Regions from separate parts of the Homo sapiens genome. Here all the other regions are linked to region 3. The links are chromatin loops, found by intact Hi-C in ENCODE. Cell type or tissue: endothelial cell of umbilical vein. All regions are shown on one strand. Region 1 overlaps MAP2 (microtubule associated protein 2). Region 2 overlaps UNC80 (unc-80 subunit of NALCN channel complex). Region 3 holds the start of MAP2 (microtubule associated protein 2). Region 4 overlaps MAP2 (microtubule associated protein 2). Region 5 overlaps MAP2 (microtubule associated protein 2). Region 6 overlaps MAP2 (microtubule associated protein 2).

Region 1 (5,000 bases), 100 kb before region 3:
AAAAAATGATTGAGGATATATGTATATGTACATATGTATGTATATATATGTATGTGTGTATATATGTGTGTATATATATGTATATACACACATATATACATATACACACACATATACACACACACATATATATACATACATATGTACATATACATATATACATACATATGTACATGTACATATATACATACATATGTACATATACATATATACATACATATGTACATATATACATGTATATTTATGTACATATACATGTATATATATATAGTCCTAAGATGACATGGGCTCAGCTATTCTTCCAGGTCCTCTTTTGAGAAAGAACCCAAGTTCTGATGCTCTTTCAGCTACAGTGAAAGGTCTGGGGACTAGAAGTCAAGCATTCAAAAGGCTGAACTGTCAATATGTTAACCAAATTATAATCAAGTTAAGAATGAAATGTGGCAACTGAAATATTTTCCCATAAATGACAGAAGTGGTTTTAATAAAAAAGCAAATATAACATTATATTGCTATTTTATAAATTAAAGCAGATTTAGTACATAAAAATTTTAAAGTGAGGAACCATTCCTATCTTTCTCTAAAACAGAATTACATAGAATTTCCAAGAAAGAAGACTATATAATATCTACGTAATATTTCCCATTCTAAAGAAGTTTAATTTTTAGCTTTACATACAATTACTGATTTTGAGTATTTGTCCTGAAGAGCTGTGGCTCACCTACAACAGGTTCTAGGGTTGAATTTATACATATACCATGTGGGAAGTTTGGGGGGATGAAGGAGGTAGGTATACACTTAAAAATAAATGGGAATTACAGCCCAGTCTTCTAGAAACTTGAATTTGCATATTTTCTGGGGTGGGCAGGGGGGGAAGATGGCTTCTACCTTGCAAGATTCTACAGGGACATATAATCTATGCCTACCATGCCCATAATTTAATAAATAAATGTTAAGCCCCTGCATTAATTTAGAGAGAGAACTTCGTATAATATGAATCTTTTTGGATCTCCTGAAGAAATATGCCCAGAGAAATTACAGGGATTTTGAAAAGTTAAAAACAAAGCCAGGAGGCAATCTATGTCTTCTCACTGGTTCTCAAACTTCAGCATCAGAATTACTTGGAAGACTTGACAAAACGCAGGTTACCGAGCTGCAGCCACACATTTCTGATTCACTAGGTCTGGGGTGGAGCCCAAAGATTTACATTTCTAACAAGTACCCATGTGATGCTGATGGTGCTGGTTCAGGGGACACTCTGAGAACCACTGTCCTTCATGAAGGAAGGGCATAAAGAAGCCAAATCAGGAGCTCAGCTCTCACCTCTAAGAGGGCACAGCCACACATGGTGTCACACTAAGCACCTGAGAAAGATCCATAAGAGATGGTTCCTTAATCAAGTATGTAACCTCATTGTTGTGAAGAAAGCTGCTAGTGGGATGGGAATTGTGGGATGTGGTGAGAAAGAAGAGAGGCGGAGTACACGGCTGCGAGGGGAAGACCAGACAACAGTAGGCATCGGTGTATGCGTGAAAATAGTGACTAAATTCATATTCATTGAACAGATATTATTGAGCAACTATGATGTGCCAAAAACTTGGCTAGATGTTAGGGACTCATCAGTGATCAAAACAGAAAATGTTCCTGCTCTATGAACATTCTAGTTAGGTGAAACAATAATTAATTGTACAAAAAAATATATCAGATATATCAGTAATATAGAAATGCTATGGAGAAAAATACAGGGTAGAGTAAGTGAGGATTAAGTGTTCTTTTTTATTTCTACACAGGGTGATACAGGAACGATGTCCACCAGATATCACACTAAGAACTGCCACAAGAAAATGAGACAATTCTAATGTGTAACTTTGCAATCACTTTTCTCCCAGATGCCAGGATTAGTATAAAGAGCTCCAGATAGTGAGGGTGCAGAATTCATAAAAGTCCATCTGCCTGGAGCTCTGTCCTATTCATATATTCACAAGTCTCCTGGTTTAATTAAGTAAATCTGGGAGAGAAGAAAAAGTATTTGTTGGTTTTGTAGTCAGTCAGCTTTACAGATTCCCCACTATATTCCATCATAGATCTGCCATGGATGATCAAGCTTAGGAAAGACATTTGTACATCTTATATCTCAGGTATGAAATGAAACTTTTCTAACACATGACCATCATCAGAAAACAGGGATGCCGTTAGATTTAGTTACAGTTCTTATTATAGCAGCACTTCCTTCTTTCACTTTCAGGGTGGCAAAAAATAGGACTTAGGTCAGCTAATACTTCTGCAAGGATCTAGTATGAAGATAATCTAGTTAGAAGACACTGTTTGGTTAGTTTTCAATGATCCAAGGAAAGATTTGCCCCAGGGAGAATCCTTGCTCTTTTAAATTTATAAATGCATATATCCTAAGCAAATACTCACGTATTTTACCCAAATAAATCTAGAGTGCTCTTTAAAAAAAAAAGAAAGAAAAAAATAAAGAAACAAACCAAAAAACGAAAGCCTGAGAAAGGTCTCTCAGCCTCCCCCTTCTGTATTTCTCTCTATGTACTCACATGTGGATATTAATTTTATATTCTTTAAATTGGATTTCCCTCCACTTCCAGAATTCTCAGGCACTCAGACATTTAGTGAAATATGCTATTTGCTTTTGTATATTATTACTATTTAAACTCTTAATTTTCTGCATTTTCATGAGGTCACTTCCTAGACTCCTAGTTTCCTCTTTTAAACCACAGCTGCCTCAAGCTGACTATGCTCAAAAGAATAGGACTTATGAAAAAAGTAGGCATTGCTAATCCACTGCTAGTTGAAAATACTTTCTGAATTATCAGACCTTCTGTAAAAAGCCCATGATATGCTTCATTATGTAAACAAACCTCCTCTGTGTTGCTTTTTAAGCTTGAAAATATCAAAATCATGACATAACATGAGAAGAATTCCATTTTGACAAAATGAAAAACACAAAAATTCTTCTACCCAGAAAAAAAAGAAACAGAATGTAATGGGGGAAAATAAATGCAAAAATAGAATTGGCTAGAAACCAGCAACCACAAGAAAAGAAATATGACAGGAAATGGAACTAATCAGTTACTATAGTGAAGAGTTTTTTCCCCAGACTTTCTTAGGAGAAAAAGAGAAATTCTAAAGAAATGTAGAAACTAAGAGTTTGGACAAAGTTATTTATATAATCTTGAACTATACAAAATTCCCTGAGAATGTATATGTTTTTTGAAAGGACAATGGAGTTTTTATTTAGCGGAATTTTGAAAGTTTATCTTCTTTGGGATTCTTTTGGTAAAGCTTTAGTTAGAAGGGTTGGAACTTTTGAGGAGTAATTTCTATATAACTACACTATGATATCTTTTTCCAGAGGCAGAATTATCTTCCTTTCTAATTCAAGGCCACTCGAAGGCTTAGTCCATGCAGGAATGGGCTTGCTTTGTCAGAACCCTCTTCAGCTCAGCAACAGACATTGCCAACAGATTAGCCTTCCGTGAATAACAATTCTTCATACACTGGAAAATTTTTCACATGAAAATTGCTCCTTTGGGTTATTCTCCCATTACAACTTACTTTTATTATTGGGTTATTTTGGTATAGACTATATCAAGTTTTTTAGCTGTTTTATGCCTAGATAAAATTAGAAGACGTCATTTCTAAATATAGATATGAAAAATTAATCTCTATATTAAAAACAAATTTAGAAATAATTGTCATTTATTTGCTAGTTGTTTTGTGACTCTAAGTTTTAAAAAAATTAGTAGCTAATTCACTTAACAAAAGTCATTTCCAAAATGTTTGACAACCTCTGAGCATGTCTACAGAGATGGTAGATACAGAATAGTCTTTATTTAATTTCTAATATCCTACTGGAAAAATATGGATAAAAGCTAGAACGTATATTAAAAATAATACGGCTCATCTCCATTTAATTTATATACAAGAAAACCCAGGTCTCAAGATTTGAATTTCCTTATTCAAGGTAACACAGCTGCTTAGCAGACGAGACAAAAATTGAAACCAGGTCTCTGGATCCCAAGGGACACTGATGGTCCCTAATTATCATGGGGTAAGAGAGATCCACCAACAACCAAATAACAAACACAACAGGTAATGAATTGAAAAAAAAATTGATATTAACTTTTTTCACACCCTTTGTAATCCATAGAAGCTTATTCATAAATAAATTAGTGAATGTCTTGTGATTCAATTGAACCAACATTTCCCAGTGTTCAGGCAAGACAGAAAGACTGAAAAGAGGATGAATGATGAAAAGGTTCCTGAGTCAAAGTAATTTATTGAATTTTTCTTTTTCCAGCTCTATTATTTTACACATATAATAATGAAAGTTGATGAATGTATACTTTATGCAAGTGTGTTACATATATTACCTGGTAACATATTATATTGTATAGTGTATTGCATGTATTACCTTATTTATTTCCTTTTATTGCTATTATCTTAATGTTTAATCTCATGTTTCGAGGCTACTAACATAGCAATTATCATAAAGCTAACAGCCAGCATTTGAAACCAAATCTAAATGATTCCAATGTATATCTCTATCCAGTGAATTATATTGCTTAATTGTTGAAAACTCTCCCTGACTCTGGATTATGTGTGTTAAAAATAAAAAAAAGAAAAAAAAGAAAAAGACTAAAGAAACTACTTCTGCCTGTTGAAAAAAATCATATTTCTAAAATTAGATACAAATAACTATTAAAATTGATTCTAAATTGGGATAAATAAGATAAACAGGACTTTCAAAATGAATGCCTTTATGCATCACTGAGCATCTAAAATGCCTTCTCAAGGTTTCCATGCCAACCTTTCTAGAATGCTAAAATAAGCTGTGAAACAACATTTACTCATACCACAATATGTAGTTTTTGATGCACTAAATTGTTTCGCTGCATTTAATAAAAAAAAAAGCTCAAATAAATTTTGAGTATTTAGCAAATGGGGGAAGTAAAAATGGTACCAGTCATCAGTGAGCA
Region 2 (5,000 bases), 530 kb before region 3:
AGAGAATTTGCAGATTCTATTATCCAGCTGCTTTGGCAGCACTGGGTTGGACAAATGAAGCAATACATTTCTGTAGGGCAGAGACTCTAATCAAGAATATTTTCTTCAAGAGCCTTGTAATCAACCATACATTCTGCAAATTCAGAAGTATAGATTGCCTTAGCAATGTTTCTTAACTTGTTGGTTTGATTCAAATTATTTTGGCAAACATTTGCATTTTTTATATCATCCCATTTCTCTTTCTCTTTTTAAAAATCAACTTTTCATCCTTGGGTGACATTATCTATTCTTATAATTTAAGAACGATTTAATACTACCCTCAATTCGCAAATTTATATATTAAGCTCCAACTTTTACACATATTCAAGTGCGCACTTAACTTATAGGAGAGCCTTAATTACATCCTTTGCTTAGTATAAGTTCAAAGCATCTGGATCTGCCCCTAATCAGCAACACAGAATGTCTCTATTTGGTCAGAGACTATGGCAGGCCTGTCTTTTTCAAAAGCTTGTTGTGAGAAATTGCGTTAATAAAGGGCATTTAGTCTAAATATTCCCTGAGCAATAAAAATGTTGCCCTCCTATTGATCCAGGCCATGAAATAGCTGTGCTCTTGAATGACATTATCCTGGCTTCAGATCAATTGCTCTTGCTGAACTGCATTATGACATTGTGCCAACTTTATATACTAACAGGCATCCAGCCATGTACAACCAGCACTTTATCTACTATGGGGATGTTGTTGAGGACTCTGTTCATCATACTACTCTTCCCTTTTAACAAACACCAACCAGGAGACTGTTGAAGCTCAGAAAGCAATACGCCAAAATGAAGACCTCAGAAGCCAAGGTTTTTCACTGATCTTCTCCTGCCCTCCTCTCTGTGGCCTCTCATTCTTTTCCAAGGCTAGCCATGGAAACTGGAGACCCTTTTCCTCAAAGCAAGTCATTGAAACCAGAACCTTTTTTCCTGAAGCCAGCCATAAAACTTAAAAATATTACACTAAATTTCCCCCATCTTTCTGTGTAAAAACTAGCCATAAAGAAATTACCTGACCCATCTTGTTTGATTGTAGGTCATAACAACGCCCCCTTTCCAGAAAGGGTCTTGCCCCATTCCCAGAAGGAAGGAATGCTAACCAGAGAGGCCAAGAAGAATCCAAACATACAGGCCATGCTGGGTTTCCTCACTTGGTCTATTAGAATGGGATCATACCCTTTTTGTCCAGTCATATTTATACATGGCTATCCATACTTTGTTAAACTTAAACAAAAATGGAGAGCTTCCCCTGTATTTTTGGGTCTTCATCCTGAAGGCTCCTGTGTCAGGTAAAACTATGATCAAATACATTTTCATGCTTTTTGATTATGATCTGCCTTTTATCAGTTGACTTTCAGCAAACCTTCAGAGAGTGAAGGGGAAATTTTCCCTTGGCCCCTACAAGATTTTTCTTGTTCTTCGTATTTTAAAAAAGTATTGTTTCACCGAGCAACTGTTTTGTTTTTAACTTATTTATATTATGATTTTGTAATTAATCTTTTTTTCATTCTTTGCTTTGATAACTAAGAAAGTCAAATTTATGGTTCATGAATAATATCTAATATGATCTTATATTGATTTCCCGTGCTAATCTTATCATAAAAATAATTAACTCCTTGAAAATCTTTCACATTATCCTGACTCTATAATTTGTATACACTCTCCCTTCAAATATTTTCTGAGTTTCCTCAAATCCTTTATATAATAATACATAAATGTAAATGTGATTATAGTACTTACAACTTTGTATCATAGTTATTTTCTTATGTGCCTCTTGCATTGAACCGTGATAATCTTGAAGACCAGGACCTTAGTTTACATCCCCAGTGTTTAACATAGTATTTGAACCATTCTCATTAGCATTAGTATCTATTGTGTCCAGATCTGTGCCAGGCACAGAGCTAAATCATTTCCAGTTCATTTAACCTTTAATAGGTATTGGCCTCTAGAGGGAGCGCCAGGCCTCTCTGACTCTTGCTGTCCCCTCCCTCCAAATGCCCTAAGAAGAGTATAAATACAGTCAGGTTATGGGACAGTCACTATCTCATAGTCTCTCTCTCTCTCTCTCCCTCTCTCTCACACACACATACACACACACACACATCCATCTTTTAGGAATATTTTTCCCTTTCTCTCACAAAATGGCCATTGGTCATAATGATTTTCTGACTCTGGGAATGTGATGTTTCTCTGTTCACAGAATTGCTTAGGTCAGCTAGAGAAGACCAGCGGGAAAGGAAGTGGAGGGGCTGAATAGATTCCTAAGTTGCTATGACAGCAGTACCTTAACACTCCAAATGTCCCTCCCCTTTCTCTGAAGGCTCCCATCTAGGAGCTGAACTTCTCAGTGTGAAATAAGCTCTTCCCCATTACTGCACAGCAGGGAGTGTGAACTCCAGTGAGGCTCTGGGGTTCTCCAGGGCAGTACTGGGTGTGTGCCCACAATTCAAAGAATGTGAAATTACACTGGAAGAAAAAGAATCTATGCTCACTGTACATTTCTGTCTTCTCATTTTCCTCCATTTAGTACTTTCTAAATTTAAAAAAAGGCAATAACCAGGAAACTGTGAGTTTTGTGAAATTGCAACGTTATTTGGAAGTGGCTGAACCTAACTCTACTTTTACCTTTATAGATACGTTAAAATTTCCAAGTGAATCTTTTGTTACCCATGACATTTTTCTTTGAAGGGATTTTTATCACCCTTAACAAACAATTACAAATCTGAATAGAAGGTCCTCTGGAATCACGTTCCTTTTGAAACACAAATACGGCCTTTAGCATGAATTTCAAGTGAAATGGCATCTCTGTAGGAAGACGAAATACGAGTGCACAGGGAAGTAATTCTGGGGCCTTTCCCTAGCACACTAAGAGTAAAACATGTAAATGACGACTGGCCTCATCTAGTTCAGAATTTTTACCAGGACACATTTTTTTAACGGTTGGAAGGCTGTTTATATAAAGGGGATTTCAGGCCCAAGCCAAGTTGGCTGAGTTAAAACTGCTTACTTCCCTGCAGGGCTCATTACTGGCTTTTTAGGGACCCTAGAAGCAGAAAGTAGTTGTGCATTCCTCATGTAAAATAACAGAGAAGAAACATTCAATTCTTGTGAAAAATTCGAATCTGGGCAGTAAATAGTAGTGAGAAGAAGGCTACTTTTCTAAGAATTCAGGTGATAAAATTTCCCTTTCTTTCTCTTTTATTGAGAAGCACATATATAAACTGTGCTTTTCTATCTTAAGAACATTTTCCCCTTGTCCACGCTAAGATCCTGTTTGATGGACTTAATGCACACTTTAGCAGAGGGTTCTGTATGATGTGTACCTAAGTCACCGGAAACAAATCATTCTATATTAAGAGTTTTTCCTGGAGAACCCCCACTCTCAACCCAACACACACATTCAGACACATGGGCCAAGCTGTGTTCACACTTGGGGCAGGGAAAGCGAGGCCAGTACCTCATGTGAGACTTCACATCCAGCAGTTCCAAGGCAATGACCCGAGGCTCCCCAGCCAGATTTTGCAAGATCTTCAGCCGTGGCCCACAGTGCTTATAGAACTCAGTGCAAATATTCAGTAAGGACTCCCGGGGTCTTCTGAACTCTTCCCGAGCAATTCGTTCATCCAGTTCCTCTCTGGGAATGCCTTGCCCTTCCTCCAGTAAATGAAGGTTTTCCCTGGGAAATTGTGAAAGATTAACTAGGGGTCTGAAAATGTATTCATGTAGCAGCTGTGAGAAGAGGGTATCACACTGAAGAAAAATATAAGATTCCTAATGAGTTAATGAATCAGTAGGGTGAGGCCAAGGAGAACCTCATCCGAAGGATAAAGAAAGCTTAGCAGCCTAGAAGAGACTGTCATCCCAAACTGTAGTAAACCCACTTTTGGGGGTTTACCCAGAAATAGTATGTTATGCATCAAATGAAATCTAATAGAGCCATAAACCAGCTTAAAAGGCAATCATCTCAAGATGTCAGAACTGGTATGAAATTAGAGCAAGTCTTTCTGTACCTGATAAAGTGCAGTTTGGCTCCTTGTTCCTGGTACCTGGGAGTCAGAAAAACAGTCTACATAACTATTAGAGCAAGAACGGGGTCCTTTGGTTGGGGCTTCTTATCGACTTTCATATGAAAAGCCCTTGAAGCTATACATTTTGATAAGCTCACAAATATACATATATTACTCCTAAAACATAAAGGCTTTATCTTTCATTTGGCTAACACATATATTGCAATTATAGCTGCTGCAAAAGTTGTTTTATTGTTGCGTGATTTGGGTAAAGACGACTATTATAAAAATATATACAAACTCATAGAATATAGCCAAATGAGAGAAATTTTTGGACATTTTGAAATTTAAGTTATAGTTTTAATACCATGTGCTCTGTCTTAAGTGACAGGAAGGAGAATCATGGCTGACTTCCTTTCAGTTCTGGAGACTTATTGCTTTATGATTCATGGATACTAAGACTTTAGAAGCCCTCTTTCTTCTTTAGAAGCCCTCATTTAATCCAGTGAGCCTAGAGAAGTCCCTAAATATCACTTAAGCTATAGTATATCATTTTCCCTTAATATAGGAAATTGAGGCATAAGTTAACCATCACACCAGGCAATTTATAGCTGGGTTTGGAATTTATTTTTGTTTTATTTTTAATATGAATATATATGATGAGCAGGGAATTAACTTTACATGAATAATGATACACACTTAAAAATAGGCTTCAGAGAGAGTGAAAAATTATTGAATTTCTCCTTATGATTTCCAGGCCAACTATTCCATACTGGGAAAAGAACTTTTTCTTAAGCTGATTTTGGGTTTGCCCTATCTTAAATCTTCCTTGTAGGAGGAAGCTAATTAGGCTTTTTGTGTATGTCGGAATATTTAAAGCTAACACAGATGGAATGAAACGGGTAAAATATTAACTAGTATAGCCAGTATCTGAGTTACACCACAACAAGAGAAG
Region 3 (5,000 bases):
GAAATATAAATATAATGAAAAATAAATTTCAATAAGAATATCAGGCTATAATTTCATTTTCTAAAGACCAATGTTTATTTTGCCAATACAAACTGAAAGAAAGGAGCAATCTAAGTAAAGAAGAAAAGAAAAGGGAAAGAGGAGAATGGAAAGAAGACAAAAAAGGAAAGAAAAAAGTCAAGGTATGTGATCTTAAAAGTAAATTATTTGCTCATTAACATAACAAAAAGCAAAAAAAAAAAAAAAGAAATTTGCCCCCTCTAGTGTGTGTTTTAACGGAAAACAAACTGTCTAAAACTTTCCCCAACTTCCACAATATAAACTTAACAGTAGACTGAAAGAGGATCCTGAGCTCTTTATTTTGTCTAACTTTCCATAGAATTTTACTGAAATGTTTAAGTAAAATGTATTACAGTTAAAGTACTACCATTCAAAGGAAAGCTTATGTCTTGAACAGGAAAGATCAAAGATTAGATTCAAAGTGTTTTTCATAAAAATTCATCTAATTGTGTTCACATCATTTTAAAATTCTGAATTCACCTAATTCACTGTAAAACTCCTTCCAATAAACATACTGTATAATTTTTATAAGGAAGCACCATGGCCTTAGTTCAAAGACATGACAGGGGAGGGATGGGGACAAAATATGTTGAAACAGAAAAACAAAACATTTATTCCTTCTTCACCCTCTTAGACAAAAAGGCTCATCTCTACCCTACATGGACAGCTTTTAATAGCTGAGAATTTGCTTTCATTCCACATCTTCCTCTACGCCCACCCACCTACCCACCCACCCAAACCTTCATACAGACTGTCTCCCTTGACTTTGGCCTTTTGTGTACTACATATTAATTTGCAGACTTTTAACTGCTTTTGGTGCCTAGAATCATTTTCTGCAATTGAAAACTGAGAATATCAAAAGTTGTTTCTCATAATGAATAAATAAATACATAAATGGTAATAAGTGCTCTCCTTAATGAAAAATAAAGGCCAAATTTGTATCAAGAGAGTAACATTACTGAAACCAAAATAGCTAGAGAACAGTAAGTCTAACATCCAAATGTCGAATTAAAAAGAATGATGTGAAGGGAGGGAAAATATGGTGAAATGATCAAAATACAGTCCTTACATGAAAAGGTCTAGATTGAGTAGATAAAGGTAATGGCAATAGTAAAGAGATAATTAAAGTAGCAAAAACACTTGATATATCTGAGAGAATCAGATATGACTCAAAGAGTTTATTAGCATCTTTAACTAATCTATAACAGAGACAAAAAAATTTGAGATTGTTTCAAAACTGTTATCTTCAGGTTCATGCATTTACTAATGACTTACCTAAAGTGACTACTTTTAGCATTAAGGAGGATAGTATTGATCTGGGGGTGGTGCTATCTTCTACTGTAACTATTATTTCAGATTCTTTATCTTAATCTGTTAAGAGGAAATTAAGTATTGAAAGGATTCAATAATCAGAGTTACCAACTTGAATACTAAAATCCCCATGTCAGTTTCATATGGTCAGTCTCAAAAGGACATCAATGAATCACTGAAGGATGCACCTATTGTCCTATAAGCAAATGTAATAATGATTTTTTAAAATGCCAACAGTGCAACTACATTTGTTAATAGCATGTCCAGTCTGTTGTCTAACTGCTAGTAAAATTCAATACAAAATATGTGTGTGTGATAAGAAAATACACAAAAATACACCAACATTTTTCTTCCTTTTCCCTTCTGATGTTTAGAAAATTTGCGAACTGGTTTAAACCAAAAGGGGTAAAGGAATGAAATTATTCCTTCAGGCTTAGAGGATTCTGTGCCAAGTTTCATTTCTGGCTACATATTTCTAACCAAGTTCAAGATCCCTGAAAAGGAATACATAAAAGAGAAAATATCCCTTTAACCTCAGTGGAATGACATTAGTAAAGGCTGCTATGGGAAGAGAAAGGCTTTTGCCCTGAGATGGGTGTGCTCCTGGTGTTTGGTTTCCACTGAGAGGATGCCTGCTCTCTCAATGAATCTGAAGTACCTACTAGGATGAGGTAATGGCTGTGCCAGTTTCACTGGGTCATGCTCTTTCAGCACATTCTTTCCCTGTCTCCTCCCTGAGAAGGTGCTGTAAACAAGTCATCCTGAGAGGTGCTGCAGAGAATGAACAATCCTAAATTCAAAATTCTTGAAAACACTGGCCCTCCTATGGCAGTATAGAAGACTAAAGCAGCCATAAAGAAACAGGTTATTTGATTAGAAAAGGGAAAAAAATAAGAGAGGAGATAAATAAAATAAAAATTAATATAACTAAAATATTATTTTATAAAAGGTAGCTCTATTTTTAAATTACTTAGATCTTCAGATGTGTGTTAAGCAATTTTCTACTTATGGTTTTAAAAAAGAAAACTTTGGACATTAAATAATATTGTAGCAAACTGTAAAATATGAAAAATTAAAATTAAATAAACCACAGATAAACAGCATGTACCACTGATCCTAAAGCCACAATGGCTCTGATAATATACAAATCATGAATGCAGATGTACACCTATGATAATCAGATGAAATTACCAGGAAATCAACATAAACATACACACACAAATATAATAATCCTTACTGAATGAGAAAAATGCCTTTTTTCTTGAAGGAAGGGTTCTTTGTGTGCATGGGGCTGGGGCTTTTGGAACATCCATGATTTGCAAATTCACAAGGATTTCTACCAAAATACACCTATTGCCCGGTTAAAGGGCTGCTTTGTGTTATATTCTGATGGAAGGCTGTAATCTTTTCCCTGGGCATAAAATTAAAAGCATTCTAAAGGGCTTCTATTTATTCAATCTATTTGACTGCCAAAAAAAATCATAATTGTCCACAGTGAAATGACATAGTGAAAGAACTATGCTTTTGAACTGGGCTGGTACCTGCAGCTCATGCATGGGACATTTTGCATAATGTGGCTCACATAGAAGGCTTTGTTCTCCATCGCCTCACTGTGGCTGCAAACCTCAATTTCAGTTTGCAATCATTTCCTTTTCTAGACTGATCATTTTAAAATAAATTATACCTTTAACATTTAAATTAGTTCCTTACCAACAGTCATCAATCCCTTTGCCTCACACCCAAAATTATATACCACCCAACAATATTTTTTTGTTTTGCACTACAGATTTTATTCACAACATAATTTCCAAACCCTCAAATACAATTTTAAAAAATCAGTCTCTTAAGTACCTATTTCCTTTTGTAACATGTATATAGTGTATTATACATTTGTGTGCATACTTGTGTGTTTAGGCATTTAAACAAAAACCCTTTACACCGGACTCAATTTTAAAGCGTCTATGTCCTGGAAGCATTGTGCTAAGAGCTTACGACAGATGGCACACAGCAATTGTCACAAACGGGCTTGTTGCTAATGAAAGCTTTTTATTTTCTGACAAAAATCCTGAAGTCCGGATGCCAGGCAGAATAACATTAATTTCCAGTTTTCAAGGATTTTTTTTCTGACTCCATCCATACCCCTCCCCCTATACACACCCAAATATACAGCTCCCCACTCCTAGCCCCCCACACACTCTTTCTTGAAATTTCCATCCTTAAACAAAAGACGAGGTGGGGGAAGGCAGGCAGCCAGCACTGCAGTCCTCCTCTCCCCACCAAAAAAGCCTTTTAAAAAGAAAAGGAAGAAAAGAATAGATGCACTGTAGATTCAGAGGTCCACCCCCAACGTTTAAAAAGAAAAACGACTGTGTGGAAGCCTAACCAGACTCATTTCTTCGTGCCCCGCCCTCCAACACCACCAGGCATTTATTTTTCATTTTCCTACAATTATAAATATCAGTCCTCCTCTCCCAGCTGTTTCTGAAGGAATTACAGAGAAACATGATTTGAAATGGACAAGGCTTCCCTCACTCACTCACTTCCCAGTGTGCAGTTCTCTGCAGCTGGATGAACAAAAAAATCCCCTACCTCGATTTCCTATTTTCCACTATCTTTGTAGAATCCACTCCCCTTCTTTCCACAGCGCAGGTAATACTGGCTTTCGATACACGTATTCTAACCTGGCGTAAGTTTTCAGTTGTTTCAAAGTGGTACCTAACAAGCTCACTCGCTCTTCTACGAAGCCAGGGCTCAGGTACCAGTAGCGTCCGGCCCCCTGCTCCGCAGTGACACCTGGAGAGGACAGGCCCGAATCTTCCGCCAGGTGCACGGCTGGCCACTCGACCAACTACCAGACTGCCTGCTGCGAGTCCCAGAGGACGAGACACAACCCCTCCCCATTCCTATCTCTTTCTACTCAGAGACCGAGGCAAAAGGAGAGGCGCCCTACATAGAGCCAGAGGTGGGGACGGTCTCTTACCTGGGCGCAGAAACTGGATGCACCCGCGGTCGCGACTGCCACCGCTCACGGACTTAGCGCCCTCCGGAGAAAAAGGAGAGGGGTAGAAGGGTTAGGGGAAGAAGGGGAGGGGGGGGAAAAAGAAGGAGAAGGAAGAGAAAGAAGCGGAAGGGAAGTAAAGGAAGAGAGGATGCTGCTGCTGCTGCTGCTGCTGCCCAGAGCCCGCGCAGCCCGAGCGCCCGCCCCAGACTGAGAGCGGCGCCCCCAGCCGGCTCCCAGCGCAGCAGCTCCGCCTCGGCCCCTCCTCCCCGCCCCGCGCAGGTCCCGCCCCGCGCAGGTCCCGCCAGACTCCGCGAGCCCGTGGGCGGCCGCGGCGGGGCTGGCGCTGCCACCGCCGCAGTGTCCGGGAGGGGGAGCACGACCGCTTCGCCTTCTGCCGCAGCCGCCGGCCGCCAGGCGGGGACCGCGAGGTGGGAGCCTCGGAGAGCCCCGCCCAGCCGCTGGCCCGGGCCTTCTCCAGAGCCCTGGTCCCCTCCCGCGACAAAGTGAGGCCAGTGCCCGGGCGGCGGGACAGGCGGGCCTTCCTCACTGGCGTCCTTGGAAAATCGGGGGCAACAGCTTTAGTCTCTCGGGAGCAACCTCCGCAGACCCCCTGCTTCCCTCCCCTGTG
Region 4 (5,000 bases), 130 kb before region 3:
TGAAGGAATTTGAATACAGGTTACATACTAGATAATATTATTGAATGAGTGTTAAATTTCTTGGCTCTGATAACAGTATTGTAGTAATGAGAATGTCTGGGTCTTTAAAGATACAAGACGAAGTGTTTAGAGGTGAAGTGTCTTGCAAACAGTTCAGAAGAAAAATGAATGTGTGGCCGGGCGTGGTGGCTCACACCTGTAATCCCAGCACGCTGGGAGGCTGAGGCAGGCAGATCACCTGAGGTCAAGAGTTCAAGACCAGCCTGGCCGACATGGCGAAACCCTGTCTCTACTAAAACTACAAAAATTAGCTGGGCTTGGTGGTGCGTGCCTGTAATCCCAACTACTTGGGAGGCTGAGGCAGGAGAATTGCTTGAACCCAGGAGGCAGATGTTGCAGTGAGCCAAGATCACGCCACTGCACTCCAGCCTGGGTGACAGAGCAAGACCTACCTCAAAAAAATAAAGAAAGAAATAAAATAAGAATATGTGTGTGTGTTTATGTAGATATATGAATGTGTGTATGCACATGGTATATACATATATATCTTCCTGAAGAGATGAGAAAGATAACATTGTCATCATGTTAACAATTAGTGAATCTAGTGAAGTACACACAGATATTCATTGTACTATTCTTTCAATTGTTCTGTAGCTTTAAAATTATTCAAAATTAAAAGTTTGGAGAAGAAAATATTGTGTGTGTTCCAAATAGCTCATGATACAGTGGTGGAGAAAGGCACATAAAACTGTTTAGAGTTCAATGTGCTCAGCTCTGCGATGAGTTTTTCATAAGGCACCATGAGAGTACAGAGGAGGATAAGCCGAATTCTAACTCCCTCAGTGCACATCCTGTGCTTTTTCCACTCCCACACTGCTCATGGACTTGAGCCATTAAAGGCTCTCTCATCTTTCCTCCCTGCATCACTTCAACCTGTTACCTTTAGCTGCCTAGTAAAACAGGACCTAATCTAAGCTAAAGACAACCTGGCTCATTCTCACTCTTCAGAGCCCCTGGGATCCAGGGCCATTTCAGGATGCCAAGGACTCATTTTACAGACTATTCTGGTACTTGTAAACCCACTTGGAAGAATGCCTTGATGAGTCTTCCAGTGATGCCTGATGCTGGAGTTGGATAGTGGCTCTACTGGACAAGAGCCTCCACACGATTCACTCTGGTGTGAATGTGCATGCTTACACTCCATAACCAAGTTGGAATGTAGCAGCTTAAACAGGGAAAAAAAACCACATTTTTTTCCTGCTGTCTACCTCCATACCATTCTTGAAGAATTGGACAGGAGTCTTCTCTTCTTACCAGACAGGTAACGGAAACAACAATTTGTCATGAGACTCACATACTGGACTAAAGTTTAGTCTTCTCAGTACAGCCAAAATGCTCCCATTATGTGAGAGAACAAGATGGTGCCACAAGTCTGTTGTCTGGTCTCAGAATTAGAAACCGTAAGTCCAAGATTCAGATGAACCTGAATAGTATTTTATTCAGTGTATTTTGAATTAACAGTGAATGTGAGATCACAGATTTTCCAGAGCCTACTGAGTATTACTTAACTATGTTAAATTATTTTAAACAGTTCAAAAGAAAGGACAGTATCTTCTGTTAACATAGATATTCAAAATATATTTCCTTATCTGGTAGATGTCAACTTAATTCACCCAAATAATGTATAATTATAATAATACATATTTAATATATAGCACTTAACTCTGTATTTCCATTAGGAGAATGATAAGCATTATACTTGAATATTCTTATTTTGTTTTGTTTTGCATTGCTTAATAATTAAAAAAGAATCTCAGCAGTAAAGACATAATTTTATATATGTAGTTTAAATTTTTTTACAACGTAGGTTAGAACATTTTTGGGTTTAATATGCCATTGTCAGCTACAATGGTTTTATGTCAGATTACCTCTAGTTAAGATATTTCCTTCCATTTTGGTTGTTTCTTTCACTGTGTAATCCTTTTTTTTTTTTTTTTTTTAATAGGCCAGATTATGTTGCCAGTATGTGTGCGTGTATGCAAGGGTGGAGGTGTTTCAGGTTGAAATCTGGCACCCATGTTTAGGCCTCACATTTCTCTCTAAGCAGTAGAGGGCAGAGTTGTAGCACTTACTATGTGCCAGACACTGCTAAGAACTTTACAAGGTTCACGTAATACTTACAGATTTAGGATGCAGATCCTAGTATTGTCTCCACTTCAGAGATAATGAAACTGAGGTACAGAAAATGAAATAACTTGTCTAAGGCAACGGAGCAAATAAATGGTAGAACCACAAATCTTCAAAAGAAAGAAGGCCTGGGGCGGGATGCAGTGGCTCGCGCCTACAATCCCTGCACTTTGGGAGGCCAAGGCAGGACGATCGCTTGAGTTCAGGAGTTCAATACCAGCTTGGACAACGTGGCAAGACCCTGTCTCTACAAGAAATATTTAAAAAATTAGCTGGGCATGGTGGTATGTGCCTATAGTCCCAGCTACTTGGGAGGCTGAGGTAGGAGGATCACTTGAGCCCGGGAGTTGGAGGCTGCAGTAAACTATGATGGTGCACTGCACTCCAGCCTGGGCAACAGAGCAAGAGGCTGCCTCTAAAAAAAAAAAAAAAAGAAAAGAAAAAAAAAAAAGAAAGAATGCCTGAAAATGATTTTCTCTTTTCAATTTCTTTTCAAGCAGAAAATCCAGCTTTTCCAGAACTAATACCATTAAAAGGATAGTTAGAACACAACCACTAGGCTGTCTTTCTGGATGCCAGGCCTGTTACAAACTGCAGATGCTGAGAATGTGACTAGATTTTGTAATTCATCCTTGAAGGATGGGAGTAGAATATTGGCATTCTCCAGTTTATAAAGACAAATATTAAATATCGCTTGGTTTTCCTGGCTAGACTTTTGATATGTTTGAATGATACTACAAATCTGAGCTAAAAATGCTTTTTGGTACCTCTATGCCTGGCACAATCCAACAATTTAACAAATGCTGAATGGATAAATAAAAGAAATAAACTTGAGTTGTGAAGTAAAGAAATAAAGCTGAATTTCAATTTTGACTCCTTCATATTGAAAATGTATAGATAAGCCCCTTTATTACTAAAAAACTAGAACTTTGCCTGTGGTTCTGTATGTTCTCAATGCTAATTTACCTTATCTCCAGTCCAGTCATAAGCCTTAATAAACAGTCCCATCCGGGTCTTTCCTTCTTCCCAGAATTCTCCATAACACAAAATTGTCCAACTCTCGGCCTCCATTAAAACAGCTTCCCCTATAGCAGATTCCACCGGGAATGTGGAAAATTTTTTAAAAATAACTGAACTGAGTGAATATTCGCTGGCATCTTAGCTTTCTCAGAATATGTGCATTTTTTAAGTGTAATAAATCCTTGTTTAGCAGATAAATTCTACCAAATAAACCTCCATAGTTGAATTCTAGGCAGTAAATAGAAGCAAACATACAAAACAAACAAATAAACCAAAAATCAGACCTAGGATTATAAAATGAAGGATAGGATTATGACGGGCACTGGGCACCCTTTTGCTATCTTCTGTATGAATCATCTGTTATTTTCCAGACATGAAGTTGGAAGCCCCAAGAACCAGGATTTATGATTATATTTGCCCATTCGATGCCTCCCCTAAAATTCTGACACTTTAAATCCCTTCTGAAACAAGGCAGAAAGTAAATTATATATATATATAAAAATAATATATATATTTATATATGATAGATACATAAAATGTGTATATATTATATTTAATGCATATATAAATTATATATATATAATATTTATCAGATAGTTACTGTGTATTTAAATTCTGTGGTAACAGTTTACCTGCTACCGAAATGAATCTAAAATTTTAGTCCCAAAACGAGCTTTTATTTTATTTTTTAATTTTAATTTTTTTTTGAGACAGTCTCTGTTGCCTAGGCTGGTGTGCAGTGGAATAATTCAGGCACAGCTCACTGCAGCCTCAACATCCCAGGCTCTATCAGTCCTCCCACCTCAGCCACCTGAGTAGCTTTGTATTTTTGTAGAGACAACGCTTCACCACGTTGTCCAGGCTGGTCTTAAACTCCTATGCTCAAACAATCCATCAGCCTCTGCCTCCCAAAGTACTAGGATTACAGGCATAAGCCACTGCACCCGACCCCAAACCAACCTATTAGACTTTCATTCTCCAGTCTGCATTCTTCACAGCAGCCTACTGTGGCAGCATCCATCTTAACTCACAATGGTACCATGCTTACATCTGTCTGAATCCTACACCCTCGGGTAGAAGAGAGTGGAGAAGACCAGTCCTAGAATATAGGACGCTGTGGCCAGAGTAGTGGGCTAAATTTGGAGCAGGCAGAATAAACAGGGGATTTCTTCTGGAGACCACCTAGCTGCCAAGGGTTACAGGCTGAGCCAAGCCAGGATCTGGTGGGGAGAGTTTAGATTTGAATACCCAAAAGACTGAATTTCAATGCTTTATTAAAAAGCAGAAGCAAGTATTAAGATGAGAGTCAAAGAGCTAAAAGGTCATCTCCTGAGATAGAACTGTATATTTCTGTCATGCCTTCATTCTCAGTAGTTTACACTGTGAAACAGGTATCTTGAACACACCCATTGGATCCCTTGTCCACGGTGTATATGCTGGACCCAGCTCCCACCCACTCTCGAGTCAGTTGTGAGCTTCTTTTCTCAACTCTGTGGTCAGTGACATCACGAGGACAGCTTGAAACTGGCCACAGGAGTAGTATTTACATACAGAAATCCGCTAACTCTACAAATTAGGGCATTTTACATCTTTCCCCACTCTCCTTGACAGCCACTTTACCAGCATACCACTAACTATCAAGAAATTAAGAGATGCTTCTTCTTTTCAATGTAATACATTTATTTAGGCAATGATAACATTCTCAAATACGCCACTTAGGGATGAGGACAAATTAAATAAGTGTAGAAGGGATAGCCCAAAAATAAGATAAATAGAGGCATAAAAATAGTTTA
Region 5 (5,000 bases), 50 kb before region 3:
AATGGGAGACATATCAACAAAATAAAAATGCGGAACCTTATAGTGAGTTGAAGATAGCAGTCACTAGAAGTTGGTATTTTAATAATGTATGATAAACATCAAAAACCTAAATTATTTATGTATGCCTGCCCTACATATATTTAGAAAGTGGACTCTGCAACAGGAGAGTCGCAGCAGCTGTGATGTGCTGGGTGTCCATGACACAACTATGTTATCTCTTACTGCTCCTGTTTCACGTTCTTCTATAGTGAGGTTTTGTAAATTGTATTTCAAATATCCAGATACATTTTCAACTTGGCAGTAGTAAACATTTGTCTTCAATTAGATAATTAAGCTAATAATCACTGAGTGCTGCTCTATGCTGGGAATTCTTTGGATGCGTTAACTCACATAGTTTTTAAAATAAATGTATGAGGTAGATAATATTATGGTTATCTCCATTTTAAAGATAAGGACATCAGGCACAGAGAGTCACTTGCTAAGGGTCACAGGAGATAGCATGATAGGGATTTTAAACTGGACTGCTTGATTTCAGAGGCTGGGTTCCTAACCACTAAAATTGATGTCATTCTCTTACAGGTAACTAGCAATAATGACGTGTTTACCAGAATTTTTTGTTTGTTTGTTTTTCATTCTATTTTCCCCACACCTAACTGATCCTAATCAGGTGCTACAAAACTTTAGCCCAAGTAGCACTTTCTTAATACAATAGAATAAGAGTAATCTACCAGTATTTTTAGTATCTTTATTTTATTTTTTGAGACAGAGTCTCGCTCTGTTCCCCAGGCTGGAGTGCAGTAGCCCTATCACAGCTCACTGCAGTCTCAATCTCCCAGGCTCAAGCCATCCTCACACCTCAGCCTCCGCAGTAGCTGGGACTACAGGCATGCACCACCACACCTGGCTTTTTTTTTTTTTTTAATATTTTGTATAGAGGAGGCCTCACTTGTGTTGCCCAGGCTGGTCTTGAACTTCTGGGCTCAAGTGATCCTCCCATTTTAACCTCCAGAGTAACCAGGATTATAGGCGTGAGCCACCATACCCAACCTTTAGTATTTTCAACATCAGAACTGTCAGAGTGGAGAGACAAAGAAGGAAAAATGTTAGAAGGGATGCAGAGAAGGGGAGAGAGAGGTAGGGGGAAGAGAAGAAAGCATAGGTAGAGATTAAGACAGACTTAAATATCCATTTAAAATTATTTCCCTTTGGTTAAAGAATAGCCTAATGTTCTTTATTGTGCCCTCCACTAAAGACAATTGTAAAGGGTTTTAGGAATAGCATGAACCTTTCACACATGTGGCTAAAGCAATGGAAAGAAAAAAAAATCATGATGTATTCTTTATTGTCATTATTTTTAATTTTTTTTAATAGAGCCATATTTATGTACTACAGTTTGACTTCTTCATATTTCATTTTTGTGGCTTTTTTTTCAATATAACATTTTCTTTTGAAATAGTTTAAGATTGACAAGCAGTTACAAAGTGGCCCAGGCTATGGCATACCCTTCACTCAGCTTCCCCAATTCCATCGTTAATTTTTTGTATATGAAAAAGTGAATGGATCACTTTCATTGTTTCCAAATCTTCTGAAAAGCACAGAAACTAACACTTGTGCAGTACGCACACCAATGGCCTGCAAGGTGGCTCTGTTGCAAGACTCTTGATGAAGCTTGGGGAAGACGTCATCAAACTCTGGACTTGAATGTTAAACCTGCTGGCAGCCTGCCCTCTCACAGTATGGTCTTCGTCATGGGTGCCAACAAAACTTGGCCTTGTTTAAAAAGAAAAATAGCTCAGCCAATCTTTGTGATGAAGGTTTTGAATGCTTAACTGAATTCAATTAGGACAGGAAAAAGGAATTGCCTTTACATGTGCAGAATAAAAAAATCTGTTTTTATTTTTTTTCCAAAGAGCTCACTTTTCTCAAATGAGAAAATGAAGTTTAATTTAGTATAAGAAAGATCAATTGTAATAAAGAAAACTTAAAAGGCTTTGTGTCAAGACGGATTATATTCAAAAGCAATATTTAGGTGATGGGTTAAGAGAACAGCTGGCACAATTAAGGCCTGAATGTGCACCCTGTGGTTGAGAAGAAAATGAAGAGCACTTAATCATATGGACGTCGTATATTTTTCAAGACATAAAACCTCTAATGTTGCTTTTCCCAGACCAAGGTTGGTGAAAAAGCTTGGAGACTGTTTTATTACATTGGGCTTTCTGCCCAGTTTTAATCACCATTAGGGAAATAGGGCTCTGACCAGGATACTATATTTCACTTTCAGGATGGCTAGTGGCAAGTAGCATTGTATTTCCTAAATTACAGCCTGAATTATACGTATAGCAGAATGATGAAAAAAAAAAAAAAACTAAGAAAAACAAATCGTGGGGAGGACTACTACAGGTTTGACTAATTTACCACTTTCTGTAAATGGATCTCTTTCTTCAGCGTCGGTTTACTGAGATGTTTAATTCCAAAGTATAGGAAACAATCTTATGTCAGAGGTCAATAGATCTTCTTTCCAAGTGACTGCTATCACTTTGAGATGGACAGAACTCTCATTTCCAAAACTAGGATCCACAATCATGGTCTCGAGAAGGCTTTGGCTTAAAATTCATACCCATTTTTAAAGTATTTTCTAAATGTTTATTCTAGATGCACCTTCCTCTATTCTGGATGATAAGAAACTTGTTTTGTTTTTTTTTAAGATGAGAAGTTCCCAGAATAGTAAAATACATTCAATCTAAAATTTAAAAAAGCATTTTGAGTTATATTAAAATTGTCTTCTCTGAAAGAGAGAAATGGAAAGCTTTGTCTAATAAACATTCAGCATGTACCAACTGACCTCTCATCAGTTTTTCCTAGAGAAAAGAAATTTACAGTTTTTCTAGAGACTCTTCATAGAAGGTTCTGGAATACTGCTAAACTGTGATCCACCGTGTTCATATTTCTTGTACTTAAGTACTATAAATATATTCCATACAAGTTGACATAATTACATAGTGTTAAAGTTAAATATGCATTAAAAACTAGAATACATAGATACAAAGATTGATGCTTATTTAAAATTGACACATTAATAGAACAGTAGTTCAAATAGGCTGAATTTTTTTATTGCCTGCTCTTCAAACAAAAAATGGTTGTTTCCTACTTGAACATAACAATATTGATTTGACCCCTAAGCTGTACTTCACTATTTTATATAATTTCTGATTTTACATTTTATGAGGCTTTTCCTCTCATATGTACCCTTAGATGAAATAGTAATATCTCTGCTAAACATTTATTTCTAAATGTTTTTATTTTTTCAAATACTATGTTTTTCCCTAATGTTATAAAGTAATGCAGTTTCAGGACAATTGCACTGAGCAGAGATGAAAGGGAGTATTTGGCCTTTCAGTTCAGAGTTGTATACAGTGGCTTAAATAAATAAAAACAAGAGGAGAACTCTATACACAGTTTATATATTTTTACCATGAGTAAAGACAAAATCTTACAAGTATGCATTTTTAAGAACTGATCAGAAGATGGTTTTACATTCACTGACTTGTGATTTGTGTACGTGTATAAACACACAGTAGGATGTTACCATTTTTATGTAAACTTCATGACGGGAGCAAATTACTTTACTGTAACAGATTGTGTTTAAAGATATCTAACTATAAATCAATTTTCCAGACTGCAGGATTAAGACAAGAAATGGAGCTAAAACTCATTCCTCTTCATACACATAGAAAATTATTAGGTAGGAAAAAAATGCTTTCACCCAATCAAGAATAATACTAGAGTGAAAACCCATTACTTGCAAAAAGTGAAAAAGATATTTGAAATTATCTCTGGCAGGAGGGAGAAGATAAATCCTGACCAAATTGGATTCAGAAATAATATTGTTGAATTGAGAAAAATATATATGTTTTCCTCATGCCTATTTATAGATTTAAATTGTTTGCATATATGTATGCATATAGTAACAATCTCCATGTATTTTACTCACTGTGTAGTAAAATACGGTTTTATTTTATTTGCCTGAAAATCACCCATTTCGAGCTTTAAGTAGCACCCATTTGTCCTAGTATTTGTGGTGTAATAAAGTTATACTTTGTTACTTATACGAACAGTTAATTTTTGTAATACATACACATACACACTCATATATAATATACTTCTCCCCTCTCTTTCTTTCTTATAACAATACTGATCTTCAAAGCAGGAGATTATGGAATATAATGGTCCATACTATTATATTAGAATGTAATGGAATACTATTTGTCAGAAACCAGCATTGAGAATCTGCTTTTATAGACTGTGCATTGTTCCTGGGCTGGTGGAATAAGCAATAAATAATTATTTTAACAGCGATATAACTGCCTTCCTATCATGCTGTAACATAAATTATACAAAGGACTCATAACTTTCACTATCTAAGAAAAAAAAATCCAACTGACAAAACACATGCAGTAAAGTCATTGTCTTTAGGCACTTACACATTTGGCTCCATTGAATTGCAGTGACTTCCTAAAACTTAGACCAAAGTTAAGTACATTTACAAAGATTAAACCACAAATCAGTTGTAGCCAAAATTGCTTTGGTTCAACACCTGGCAGTATGCCCATATCTCAAGCTCCCCTTGGTAAACCACTATAGAGAGCATCTAAGGTAATGAGTACTACTTCTAAAGTTTGCCTCCTCAGATCGGTTCAATGTTAGAAAACAACATGAATCAGGTTTGTGGAATGTGAGTAGAGCACTGCGGAGTAGATCCTTAAGTGGTGAAACCACACAGAAATAGACAAAGATTGCATAAGGCAAATAAATACAGTAAGCTAGAAATAATCACATTTTCTCCTAGTGAAACCTTAAGAAGTAATATGTGATAATTTTTTTAAAATATATGCTGTAAAATACAAGGATACAAATATGTATTTAGTCATTGTTTAATAAGGTGCTATTAAGACAGTGATAAATAATTTTAGTTCTATTTCCTAAGTTCTAATTTTTCATTA
Region 6 (5,000 bases), 150 kb before region 3:
GATGCAGCCCTCACTTACGATTTAGCGGTTTGCCATAGGGGCTTCTGGTACCAAATGCCTGACAGGCATTTTAATTGCCTCCATCCAAGTGTGTCCCCAGGAGTCGAGTCTATCAGCCTATGAATGTCATCATCTGGTCTCCTTTGTGTTAATGCCAGACACACACACACACACGCACGCACGCACGCACACACACACACCGCTTAAATAGAGAAACAGTTTTCAGGCATATAGGATTACAAACAAGTTAAGCTACACAAACTGGACATGACTAAATACTAGTTTATGGGAATTTTTATTATCTGCATTAAGGACATCAGAGATTTGTTGATGTTTTGTCATTGGCAGATAATTACAATATTTTTAACTATCGCATATTGCTTATTTATATTCCAAAATAAATATCTTCATTAAAGAAATGCATATATTTATGTATATTTTCCTACAGAAAATTCAATACCCTTTTAACAGTTATAATTATGCACTTGGCCATGTTTTCCTTACAAGAGAAAAAGAAAAAAAAAAAACAGAGAATTAGAAAACCAGGGCCGATATGTGATTTCTGGGGGCAATCTATTTACATACAAAAGCAAAAGGAGGTGGCAACCAGCTTGGTCCTGGGGCTTTTCAGTCCCTGAGGGCCCAGGCAGAGAATTCAATCTTTGGCATAATCTGTATCCCCTCCATGTTAGCAACTGAAATTAGCAGTTGAATATCCCTATTTTACAGTGCCCTTGTGTAGGGAGGTTAAGTGTGGAATAATTTCCTGCATTTATTTCCTGGGGAAAAGGGAAGGAGAAAAATGTCAATAAATAAGTTAATTTTTACAGCATTGTTAGCAACCTGAACCAGTGAATGGAGCAAAATTCGATGAGAACCAAAAAGGCCAGCTGTGAAGAAGGTTGCTGGGAAGAAGCATCACCATGGTTACTGGAAACAGAAAGTCAAGAAAAAAAAAATATGATGGCAGAGAAGAGAGAATGAGACTACAGGGAAGGAAATTGAGAGACAGATGATATGTTTCTTTTTTTTTTTTTCCTTCTTGAAAGAATCGCCTCCATCAGTTTTATACTGTATTTTGAATTAAGATAAATTTGCATTCTCCTTGAGCCACCTTTCTGCCCCATTTTTTAATCACTAGCTAATTTTGCTTTCATAAATATTCAAACTACAGTTCTTTTGTATGAGATCAATTCTGCTACCCCTTGCCTCTATCCAAATACTGGCTTCATGGAACCACTTAGCCTAGTCCACATCCTTTGTTTCATAGGTGAGAAAGCTGAGGCCCAAAGAATATGACCAAGGTCACAAAACCCAGGCACCCGCAGCGTTTCCTGATTCAATCCTCTGCCTTTCTTCTCTCACCAAGTGACTTTCTTTCCCTGCTCTCTTTTGTTCTGTTTGCAAGCAATACAGATTCCAGAAACATCCTTTGTCTTTGATTTTTTAAACCTTCTTGTATTTGCTACAGCAGTGATGTATGTCCCTCTTTAAAATGCATTGCAATCATTCTGAAGACTTTTGCAAATATCTGTGCTGGATTGTATTTGAGGTCTGAGGAATCTGGGGTAATTATGTCACTGCTTTTCTTTCATTTCCAGTCTGGCAATCAGATAAATCAAGCATGATTGCCCTTTTGTGAACCTATCTTGTTGAGCCTGAACTTCATCATTACATACTAGGCACTCTTATCATTACTGGCCTCATTATTTCTGCAAGCATAAAACTGGGTAATCAAATTGAGTCGGTCTCCCAAGGCACCTTCTAGGTATAGACAAGTTAAACTTTCCTGGGTTACCAAAAACAATGAAGCTGGAAAATGGAAAGCCCAGGTAAAATTAAAAATTACAATAATAATGATAATAATTCATTCCAAAACAACCACTGGAGGGCGCAAAATTTCTTAAAATCTTTCTAAACTACTCAGTAAATGTGGCTAGAATTTTGACCTTCATATTTTACTGTTTTTATTTTCTTTCCAAACTGTTCTTTCAATATTCAGTTTATATGATTCAATGCTTTTGGATTAACTCATCTATAGATAGGGTCATACTGCTTTTTTTGATGTCTAAAAGACAGTTGCTGCCACCATCATCATCCTCTCTCCCCAGTATGTAGCTATAAAATGAATAAATCACATTTTGAAAATGTATGACTACCACAGGTAATAATCACAAGAGATTTCAGGTTTTAGTGAATCCTACATACTGGTTAGAATTCTTCCCCCGACCCGCAAAAAAAAAAATGCCCCTTTAAATATAATCTCCCTGTTAAATGTCTATTTTTCTTCAGTGATTTTGGATAATGAGGTGATTTTTCAAAGTGAATGCTTTATTTTAATGTATTGTCTTCTGTTCACTTCTGAACATAAAAAATGATGCCTAAGACTTATGTCTGGGAACATGAATCATATTCTATCATGAAAGCACATAACAGGGTCCTGGTCAGTCTAAAAAAATAGCACAGCTTCCAAAAACATTTAATACTCTCTGGAGGTCATTTAATATTTAGGGATACCTAGTTCAGTACATGAGAATGAGTTGGTACACTCTTTTTCTTTTCTTTTTTTCCCAATTGTTTCCAACATGGAGTAAGTACCATATGTGAAACATAATTACTGCCCTTAGGTATGTCATATTCTAAGAATACAAGACAACCGACAATTGAGATACTTCTGTGAATTTTTAGATTTTTCATATTTATGCCCAAAAGCCTAAACTGATGCTTGCCTTACCCTTCTTCTGTCTGACAGTATTTTAGACCTTGGATTACCACCATTCATCCATTCAATCAATTGTGATGGCACACATACATATTTTTCAGACTCTTTACAGGTTCTGGGAATGGAAAAAAAGTGGGAAACAGGATTTCCTTTTCAAGACACTTCATTTAATAAATTAGTTAACAGAAGGCCAGGCATGGTGGTTCATGCCTGTAATCTCAGCACTTTGGGAGGCTGAGGTGGGTGGATCACCTGAGGTCAGGAGTTTGAAACCAGCCTGGCCATAGTGAAACCCCATCTCTACTAAAAAAAAAAATACAAAAATTAGCTGGGTGTGGTGGTGCATGCCTGTAGTCCCAGCTACTTGGGAAGCTGAGGCAGGAGAATCTCTTGAACCCAAGAGGTGGAGGTTGCAGTGAGCCGAGATCGCACCACTGCACTCCAGCCTGGGCGACAGAGCAAGACTTCGTCTCTCAAAATAATAAATAAATAAATAAATTAGCAGAAACCTAACTTCACACTTCCTTTTCTCACTTTGATGAGATACTATGACTCCACCCCTCTGTCATATCTGCTTCATTGTAGATGCCTGATCTTTAAGAATCTGATTTAGCTATACTCCCAAATTTAGTTAATTCACCCCTGTGCCTCTTCTGAAATAACTTTGATTTCATTCCCTAAATATATTGGTCTGCGTATTTGTGTATGACTACCTAAACTCTCCAGGAATGAATAATGGAGACTTATCTTCCTTACCTCCTTAAAGCCTTTGCTCATAGATCATCTTCCAACCAGGGCTTTCCTAACTACCATAATGAAAGTTGCAACCATGCCCTTTCCATGGCTTTTCATTCCCTGCTGCATTTTACTTTTTTCCATAGCACTTATCATAGCATAAACTTTTCTTATTTACTTCTAACTTCACCCCGCTAGTTCCACGAGGGCAGTCATTTTTACATGTTTGGGACACTGGTATCCAAAGCACCTAAAACAGTGCCTGGAGCGTACTGGCACTCAAACATGTTTTTTAAATGACTGAATATGAAAAATCACACTAGTGGATGAATTGGAATGTCTAAACACAAGAGAAGTTTTTGTATTCCATATTGTCTTCCCTATTCTATATATTCAGTCTTTCTTAAAAATATTGCCTTTTATTTGTAAGCGACTCCTTGCCACATATATATGTATTTTTTTTTTTTTTTTTTTTTTTTTTGAGATGGAGTCTCACTGTTGCCCAGGCTGGAGTGCAGTGGCGCGATCTCGGCTCACTGCAAGCTCCACCTCCCGGGTTCACGCCATTCTCCTGCCTCAGCCTCCCGAGTAGCTGGGACTACAGGCACCCGCCATCACGCCCGGCTAGTTTTCTGAATTTTTAGTAGAGACGGGGTTTCACTGTGTTAGCCAGGATGGTCTCGATCTTCTGACCTCGTGATCCGCCCGCCTTGGCCTCCCAAAGTGCTGGGATTACATGCATGAGCCAGCGCACCCGGCCTTCCTTGCCATATATTTTGTAATCAATATGTTTTATAATTTCTATTATAGGATGTAAATTTATTTTAAATAGAGACTTGTCTCCTACTCTCTTTGAATTCTGCAAAGTACCTAGCATGGGGCTATCAGCTTTTAAATGCTCAGAAAGAGTTTGTTTGATAAATCATGCCTTCTCTTGGTATTAAAATGTGCTAAATTATAATTTTTAGATTTTTAAAATAAAATTTGACAAATTAATGCTGCCTCATGGCCAAAATATTTTGGAATGACCTTTGTAGAGATATGACTACACTTACTAAAATTTGTACTTTCAAAAATTTATAATAGAAATAATACTTATGCTTTCCCCTAGTATTCTTGAGTTTGTTATTCTAAATCAAATAGGCAGATGTGTAAGTATTTTACAAATTATCATGATATCCAAAATCACTGAACACTGTTTTGCCTTATTTACTATAGATGACATTTTCTCTTCCAACAAAGTTGGTCCACACAAAAATATATTTTGGTCAAAAAAGACAAAAAGTGTCATAATCAGCACATTAGTCTTAGATATACAAAATGATAAAATTATATTACTTTTTACCTACAAAATGCCAATTTCAAATGGTTCAACCTAATACCTAGAGAAGCTATACATGGATGCGGGATTGGGTAGCGTGAGTTGTACAAAATGACTCCCATGTTTATTGCAGCATTATTCACAATAGCTAAGATATGTAAACAATCTAAGTGTCTGTAGATGGATGAATGGATAAAGAAACCATAATCTCTGTGTCTGTGT

What was found. Hi-C counts contacts between places; a loop is a spot of excess contacts. Peaks named below come from ENCODE experiments on the same cell type or tissue, not always from the same donor. Only the 100,000 strongest peaks of a DNase experiment are listed, where the experiment ranks them.
Region 1: it touches region 3 in a loop (6-fold over the local background); 6 of 110 quality-filtered maps call a loop at or near these places.
Region 2: it touches region 3 in a loop (10-fold over the local background); 16 of 110 quality-filtered maps call a loop at or near these places.
Region 4: a loop joins it to region 3, with 16 times the contacts of the local background. A loop is called at or near these places in 68 of 110 quality-filtered maps.
Region 5: a loop joins it to region 3, with 3 times the contacts of the local background. A loop is called at or near these places in 11 of 110 quality-filtered maps.
Region 6: it touches region 3 in a loop (12-fold over the local background); 30 of 110 quality-filtered maps call a loop at or near these places.

Annotation. Positions count from the first base shown.
Region 1 is chr2:209,523,973-209,528,972 of GRCh38, reverse strand. All of the region lies in intron 2 of MAP2 (microtubule associated protein 2), which reads right to left. Among named protein-coding and RNA genes, the nearest start is that of MAP2, 100 kb to the right of the region's middle. In endothelial cell of umbilical vein, no CTCF peak of the experiment used is centred here; DNase peaks (open chromatin) are centred at 2,172 and 2,902; H3K27ac peaks cover 3,227 bases.
Region 2 is chr2:209,958,203-209,963,202 of GRCh38, reverse strand. UNC80 (unc-80 subunit of NALCN channel complex) reads right to left here. Exons shown (of 65, transcript NM_001371986.1): 50 at 4,049-4,084; 51 at 3,496-3,714. Among named protein-coding and RNA genes, the nearest start is that of RPE, 42 kb to the left of the region's middle. In endothelial cell of umbilical vein, a CTCF peak has its summit at 1,978 (motif pointing right); a DNase peak (open chromatin) is centred at 1,992; H3K27me3 peaks cover 211 bases.
Region 3 is chr2:209,423,628-209,428,627 of GRCh38, reverse strand. MAP2 (microtubule associated protein 2) reads right to left here and starts at 4,581. Exons shown (of 16, transcript NM_001375505.1): 1 at 4,352-4,581. RefSeq lists a silencer at 4,511-4,900. In endothelial cell of umbilical vein, CTCF peaks have their summits at 2,978 and 4,763 (motif pointing right); DNase peaks (open chromatin) are centred at 2,987 and 4,697; H3K4me3 peaks cover 1,734 bases; H3K27ac peaks cover 1,690 bases.
Region 4 is chr2:209,553,663-209,558,662 of GRCh38, reverse strand. All of the region lies in intron 2 of MAP2 (microtubule associated protein 2), which reads right to left. Among named protein-coding and RNA genes, the nearest start is that of MAP2, 130 kb to the right of the region's middle. In endothelial cell of umbilical vein, a CTCF peak has its summit at 2,101 (motif pointing right); a DNase peak (open chromatin) is centred at 2,122.
Region 5 is chr2:209,473,763-209,478,762 of GRCh38, reverse strand. All of the region lies in intron 1 of MAP2 (microtubule associated protein 2), which reads right to left. Among named protein-coding and RNA genes, the nearest start is that of MAP2, 52 kb to the right of the region's middle. In endothelial cell of umbilical vein, no CTCF peak of the experiment used is centred here; DNase peaks (open chromatin) are centred at 1,742, 2,212 and 4,602; H3K27ac peaks cover 1,835 bases.
Region 6 is chr2:209,574,457-209,579,456 of GRCh38, reverse strand. All of the region lies in intron 2 of MAP2 (microtubule associated protein 2), which reads right to left. Among named protein-coding and RNA genes, the nearest start is that of MAP2, 150 kb to the right of the region's middle. In endothelial cell of umbilical vein, CTCF peaks have their summits at 1,687 and 1,895 (motif pointing right); no DNase peak of the experiment used is centred here; H3K4me3 peaks cover 49 bases.